Linked DNA regions of Homo sapiens: region 2 is linked to region 1. Evidence: chromatin loops called from intact Hi-C (ENCODE). Cell type or tissue: IMR-90. All regions are shown on one strand. Each heading gives the region's core, and the rest is flanking DNA. Links, peaks and the distances in the headings are about the cores only.

Evidence for each region. Peaks named below come from ENCODE experiments on the same cell type or tissue, not always from the same donor. Only the 100,000 strongest peaks of a DNase experiment are listed, where the experiment ranks them.
Region 2: a loop joins it to region 1, with 2.4 times the contacts of the local background. A loop is called at or near these places in 7 of 110 quality-filtered maps.

What each region holds. Positions count from the first base shown.
Region 1 is chr20:17,937,889-17,940,798 of GRCh38, forward strand. No RefSeq gene overlaps it. Among named protein-coding and RNA genes, the nearest start is that of SNORD17, 24 kb to the right of the region's middle. RefSeq lists enhancers at 824-1,417, 1,050-1,179, 2,420-2,509, 2,540-2,629, 2,605-2,910. In IMR-90, for the core only: a CTCF peak has its summit at 1,327; a DNase peak (open chromatin) is centred at 1,203; H3K27ac peaks cover 422 bases.
Region 2 is chr20:17,653,747-17,656,656 of GRCh38, forward strand. The region is part of intron 3 of RRBP1 (ribosome binding protein 1); the gene reads right to left. Among named protein-coding and RNA genes, the nearest start is that of RRBP1, 27 kb to the right of the region's middle. RefSeq lists an enhancer at 2,098-2,392. In IMR-90, for the core only: a CTCF peak has its summit at 1,382 (motif pointing right); a DNase peak (open chromatin) is centred at 2,255; H3K27ac peaks cover 181 bases.

The DNA of each region.
Region 1 (2,910 bases), core at 140-2,639:
ATTAAAAAATAAGGCAGGCCCAGTTGGGCAGTGGCTCATGCCTGTAATCCCGTTTTGGGAGGCTGAGATGGGAGGACTGTTTGAGGCCAGGAGTTCAAGACCACCCAGGGCAATATAACAAGACCCGTCTCTACAAAGATTTTTTTAAAAAAATTACTCAGGCATGGTGGCGTGTGCCTGTAATCCCAGTTACTTGGGAGGCTGAGGTGGGAGGATGGCTTCAGCCCAGGAGCTGGAGGCTGTCATGAGCCATGACCGCACCACTGCACTCCAGCCTGGGCAACAGTGAGACCCTGTCTCAGAAACAACCAACCAACCAAAAAAAAGAAAGGCTCAATTAAAAATTAAAATCCTCCCAAACAGCTACCTAAACCATTCACAACTTCTAGCTAATGAAGACTTTGGTTGGGTGGGGTGGTTGCTGAAGGCAGGGAAGAGGCTGGGAGGCTCAGGGCCTCTGTGCTTGTCTGCAGGGGGCCCTCACCTCTTCCTCATGGGAAGCAGGCCGTGGAAGGACAAAGATGCAAAAGAGCTGTTTTGGGGCCTCAGGAAAACTCCTCCATGGATCTCCACGGAGAGAGAGAACCAACAGCAGAAAACCTCCAGAATCCAACCCCAATGCTGGCATCCTGAATCGTTTTTTGTAAACAATTCCTATTCGGATAGGAAAAAAATCTAGAAACATTTAATAACTTATTCTTGAGATGTGGTATTTTACTGTTATTTTGTTTTACAAGATGTGGGGACTTCATTAAATCCCTACATGTATTAAAGTTAGAAATAAACATTAAAACCAAAAAAGTCAATGGTTTTGAATGGTGACAAACCAAACCTCCAATAAGAAATCACTGTGGGCAGCTCACCCACGCAAGGGGCACCTTGTGTATGTGCGAGGAGTGGATGGGGAAGGGCGTCCCCTGGACCTTGCAGACCCAGCTGTGTCTAAAGGACATAACTGATCACTGCCCAAATGTTGTCCACCACCCCCAACTTCCTTCCAGACACATCACATGGCCTGGCTGTGAACCCCCATCAACATCACAACTGTTTTGACACCAGGCTCAGATGGGGAGTTCTCGAACAGCATGGCCTCAGCAATGGAGGTTGTGTCTTGGGTAACCAGAAACCTGAAGCCCGCAGGAATCCTGGAGGGGACTGCTGGTCTGGGAAAACACCATTCAGAACTACTTAACTCTCAAGTAGCCTGACATTTCTCTTCCTGCTACCTTAGCTATAAGCTGATAATCTGAGCAGCTCTGCGGGGATACCAGGCTCCTGCTCAGCTGTGGGTGGGCAGGTGGCTGTGCTGGGTCGCCCCTGCCGCCTACAGGCAGAAAGCGGATGGTGCAAGGTTTCCTTCCAAACGGAAATCGCCCTTCACAGAGCTGAGCCTGGGAATTACCACAAAGAAACCTCACAAAGAAAAGGTGCGCAAGGCAAATGTTCAGAAAACAGACCCCTAAACCCTGAGATGGCACAAGTGAATGTGTTGGGTGGTGAACTGGCCAAATGCTTGTGCTCTGTCACCACAAACGACCCCAGTGGTCTGACATGACCTCAACGGCTTCACAGACCAGGGGTGTGCTTTCCTTCCTCGTGACAATCTCCTAATTTTGCTTTTCAGAGTGGGGGAGGGCGGGGAGAGGGGAGGTGGATGGCAGTTGTCCCTGTTGTCTAGTCTGGAGTACAGTGGTGTGATTTTAACTTACTACAGCCTTGAACTCCTGGGCACAAGCAGTCCTCCCACCACCTCAGCCCTCCAGGTGTATGCCACCACTGTAGGTTAGCATTTTTTGTAGACACGGTTGCGCTGTTTCTCAGGCTGGATCCTAGCTTTTAATGAAATCGTATGACATGTGAACTGTGCAGTTTTGCGTGTGCCACGAGGCAACTTTCTCAGCCGTGCCTTGGGCAAGTCACAGCCTTTTTGGCCTGGATGCCTTAAGGCAGCCCATCTGAAACCACTTCCCATTCCCATTTCTAGAAACCTTCAAGGGTTCCCTATGAATTGTGCACCCACATGGGTTTTCCTGGAGGATCACTAGTTCTCAGAACCATACAAGCACACAGCAAAAGCCTCTCCACACATCACCCTGAAGTGACCCAAATTCCCATTTCTCAATGTGGGACCTATGCTCTCCTGCACTCCAGCAAGATAGCTGTGGATTCCCACCTGATGCTGTTCCTCCTGCTGCCAAGTGCCTGCCTGCCTTTCCAGGTCTCAGCACACCACACAGGTCGCAGTCAGCATCTAAACCCATCCCCCCACCCCAGACCACTATGAATGCACCCTCACATACAGGTAAAGGTAGCAACTCACTAGGTGACTGACAGAAGGGGAAAGGTGACTACATCCCTGACCCAGAGTGCCTCAAATTTCCTAAGTGACTGTCAGGTGCAATTTAATGAAAAGCCTTGGAACAAATACAGCAGGTAAAACATCTACAATCATACCATCCATGAAGGCTGTATTAGAGATTGCTGGCATAAAACTAATTTGAGGGGCCTCTGAAGTGCTGACTCCAGCTCACAGATCAGTCAGCTGAGAGAGGCAGCCTAGATCACTTGGTGAGCAGCAGACCCAGCACTCAAGATTCATGCCTCTGCTGTCCATTTGACAAGGTTTAGTCTCAAGAAAATGCACCAAGGCCCCGAGGCCAACAGCCAGAGCTCCACCAATCAGGGCTGATCACACTGGTGCTCAAGCACTGCGGCCCAGGAACCTGACTGCAGGAGTGCTGGCTCTACACTAACAGAATGCTGGGCGTGTGTGGGTGGCTGCTGTGGACATTATGGGGGAGATGGGTAGGAAGGACAGATTTGGTTAGGAGCCCAGACTGAAGTTACAACTGCCAAGTTTAAATTCACTCATTTTGTGCACCGTTTCCCAAGTATGTACTGTGAAGGTAG
Region 2 (2,910 bases), core at 236-2,735, 280 kb before region 1:
TTGCTTAAACCCAAGAGGCAGAGGTTGCAGTGAGCCGAGATCGTGCCATTACATGCCAGCCTGGGTGACAGAGCGAGACTCCATCTCAAAAAAAAAAAAAAAAAAGAACAGCCTCCTGGTCCCAAGGTGGACAGAAAGAGCCACACATACATGCCTCACAACCCCCAGCCACCAAAGACCAATGTTGATGGGGACATTAATATCAGATACCCACCAGCACAGACTAGAGAAAAGCACACTGCACAGTTAAACAGTAATGCACAAACGCATTTTTGTCTGTTTTGGTTTGATAATGGCCATGCAGGGTCTGACCACTGCACTAAAGGACACAACAAAAGGACAGGGCTCTCCACCCCAATCGCTACCCGCTCAGACTGGTGTGGGCCGTCCACGTAACATAGACTCGACCTCCTCACATCCCAGGGCCGGCACCCTCCCTTCACAGTCTCCCTGTAGGAGAGCCTTTGTCATTCCAGGACTCAAATGTCCCCTACATCCTGAGTGTGACCCCATGATGGAACTGGTGGCAGCAGGTGCTGAGTGTGAAGCATCTTAAGCCAGAGTCCTAAATGCTTCTTCTTGTACAGATGCTGCTCCCCCAGTGAGAAGATCTCTACCTGGGACCACGCAACTCCAGACACATTAAGGACTTACGGGTTTTCTGTGGATAAACTTGGAGGCTTACCAATATGCACTACTGATTCTGTGGAAAAGAAGTAGACTGAATACATTGCTTGTTAACTGGGATTTCAAATACCTTGAATTTCGGGCCTTACCACTCAATCACGTGTGTGTTTGCTAGTGACTCCCTTCCATGTTCATAAATGCCTCCTTTCATCTGTCCTGAGCTTTTGCTGCTTGAGCATCATGGAATCAGGGAGGGTCTCTTCACTGTGGCTGGAGCTCTGGACCCATCACCAAGTCCACACTGCCCTATCAACAATCCTGGGTGACTCTATAGCCTGTGCCATTATATAAACCACCCTCAGCCCCTAAGGTCTGTCCACTGTGGCTCTCGGGTCCTTCTCTGCACTTCACCCCCGAACTACTGAGATGAACCCACAGGCAGAGGCCTGCGGTGCTGAGCTATGTCCAGAGACAGCAAGCAGGAGCAGGAGTTCCAGCAGCCCCTGCCTTCCAGGGATCTTTCTCAGTTGTTTTAACATCTGGAATTAAGGAAGTATCATTATTCCTTTATTTTTCACAATGGCAAAGAGAGTATTTAAGATAATATATCAAGACCCAATTTTATCTCTCTAAAATAATTTCTGAAGGGCATTATATCAGGAAGGTTTTAATAGGAAATTCTTTGCTTCATCAGTTCGTTGGAATTCCTGTCCCAGTAGCATTAATGAAGGCTTTCCAAAGGGCGTTCCCAGCTCCAGGGGGCGCTGTCACAAACACAAGATCTAGGGTCTTCAGCGTTGCTTTCTGACTTTTATTTTTTTCTTTCTTTTTAACATTTCTTATAGAAACCAGGTCTCACTATGTTGCCCAGGCTGGAACTCCTGGGCTCAAGTGATCTTCCCAGGGGCTGAGGATAACAGGAGTGGGCCACAACGCCCAGCTGCTTTTTGACTTTTGAAGAGAAAACTACTACTACATTGAAGAAAAAAATCAGAAAGGAATTGTACTGTATTTCCTACAGTTACGGTTTATCTTGTTATCACTCATTTAATGTCTCTGCCTTCCACTGTTCTTGAGGCATCTAAAGAATTTGGCACCCGACTTCTCCAATGAAAAGTCACATTGTGACCACGTGACCATGTCTTTGCAGGTTACTATGGGATCTTCACAGGCATCACTGTTAGTGGCTGCACTGTGTCTGGGTGAGCCGCATGCACCGAGGCCCTTGGGGTGGTCCGAGGGACACCCCAGCCACTCACCCACAGACCTGGCTGCCACAGTTTACACTGTTTCCTGAGGGGAGTCCAGGAGAAGAAGAAAAACTACTCATCCCTTTGAGGCTCTTGATACATTTCACAAAATTGCTTTTCAAAATGGTCACACAATTTACAATGCCAGCATTTAAAAATATACATTATATATTTATATTAACGGTTTTTAAATAAAGCTTATTTGCTTTAATGTGAGTTTTTGAAACTGCTAGTTAAATGATGATGTCTCCTGGATCCTGACTGGCCCCACATGTGGTACGTGGGACCCACAGCATCAGCAGCTCCCAGGAACTGCTTAGAAATGCAGAATCTCAGGCCCCACCTGGGAGCTGCTGAGTCACAAGATCCTGGGTGATTCATCTGCATAACAAAGTTTAAGAAGCACTTCAGGAGGGGACGTCTCCAGGATCCTCACGGTGTCTGGGGAGTGGCCCAAATCCACCGCAGATGGCCCTGAAGATGCCTTTGTACATCAACCATGGGAAAACAGGCCTGAGATTCCTCAGTGCTAATTCAAGAAACGAAAATAGAAAGTCCAAGAAAGAACTTTCCCCATGTTTTCTAGACTGCCGACACTGTGAAGAAGAAAGAAACCACCTTGCGGGCGGCATGTTGGTGGCACGTGTGGCCCTGTCTCTGCCTCTTCCTTGTGGTTGCACAGCCCTGCGTGGCTGTGTGTCAAGCTCCCCCATGTCAGCCTTGGTGACTTCTTCTCATGACAATGTCAGAGTGGCCATCTTCCACCATCTGGGCTAACCCATATTCATTTTTTTTCAAATTAAATCTATTTCATCCAAACCTTAAATTTTTATAGAGGCAAGTGCTTGGCGGGTCTAAGAAGACTTTTCCAAATTATGAATATATGAACACACTGCCCTAGATCATCTGCTGAACGTTTCCTTCCCTACTGCAATATGATGCTTCTCTCATTCAAGTTCTCAGTCAGTTTCAGAGCCTTCTATTCCCCTACTTGTAATTACAACAGTTGGGAGACGTTCACACATTGACAGGA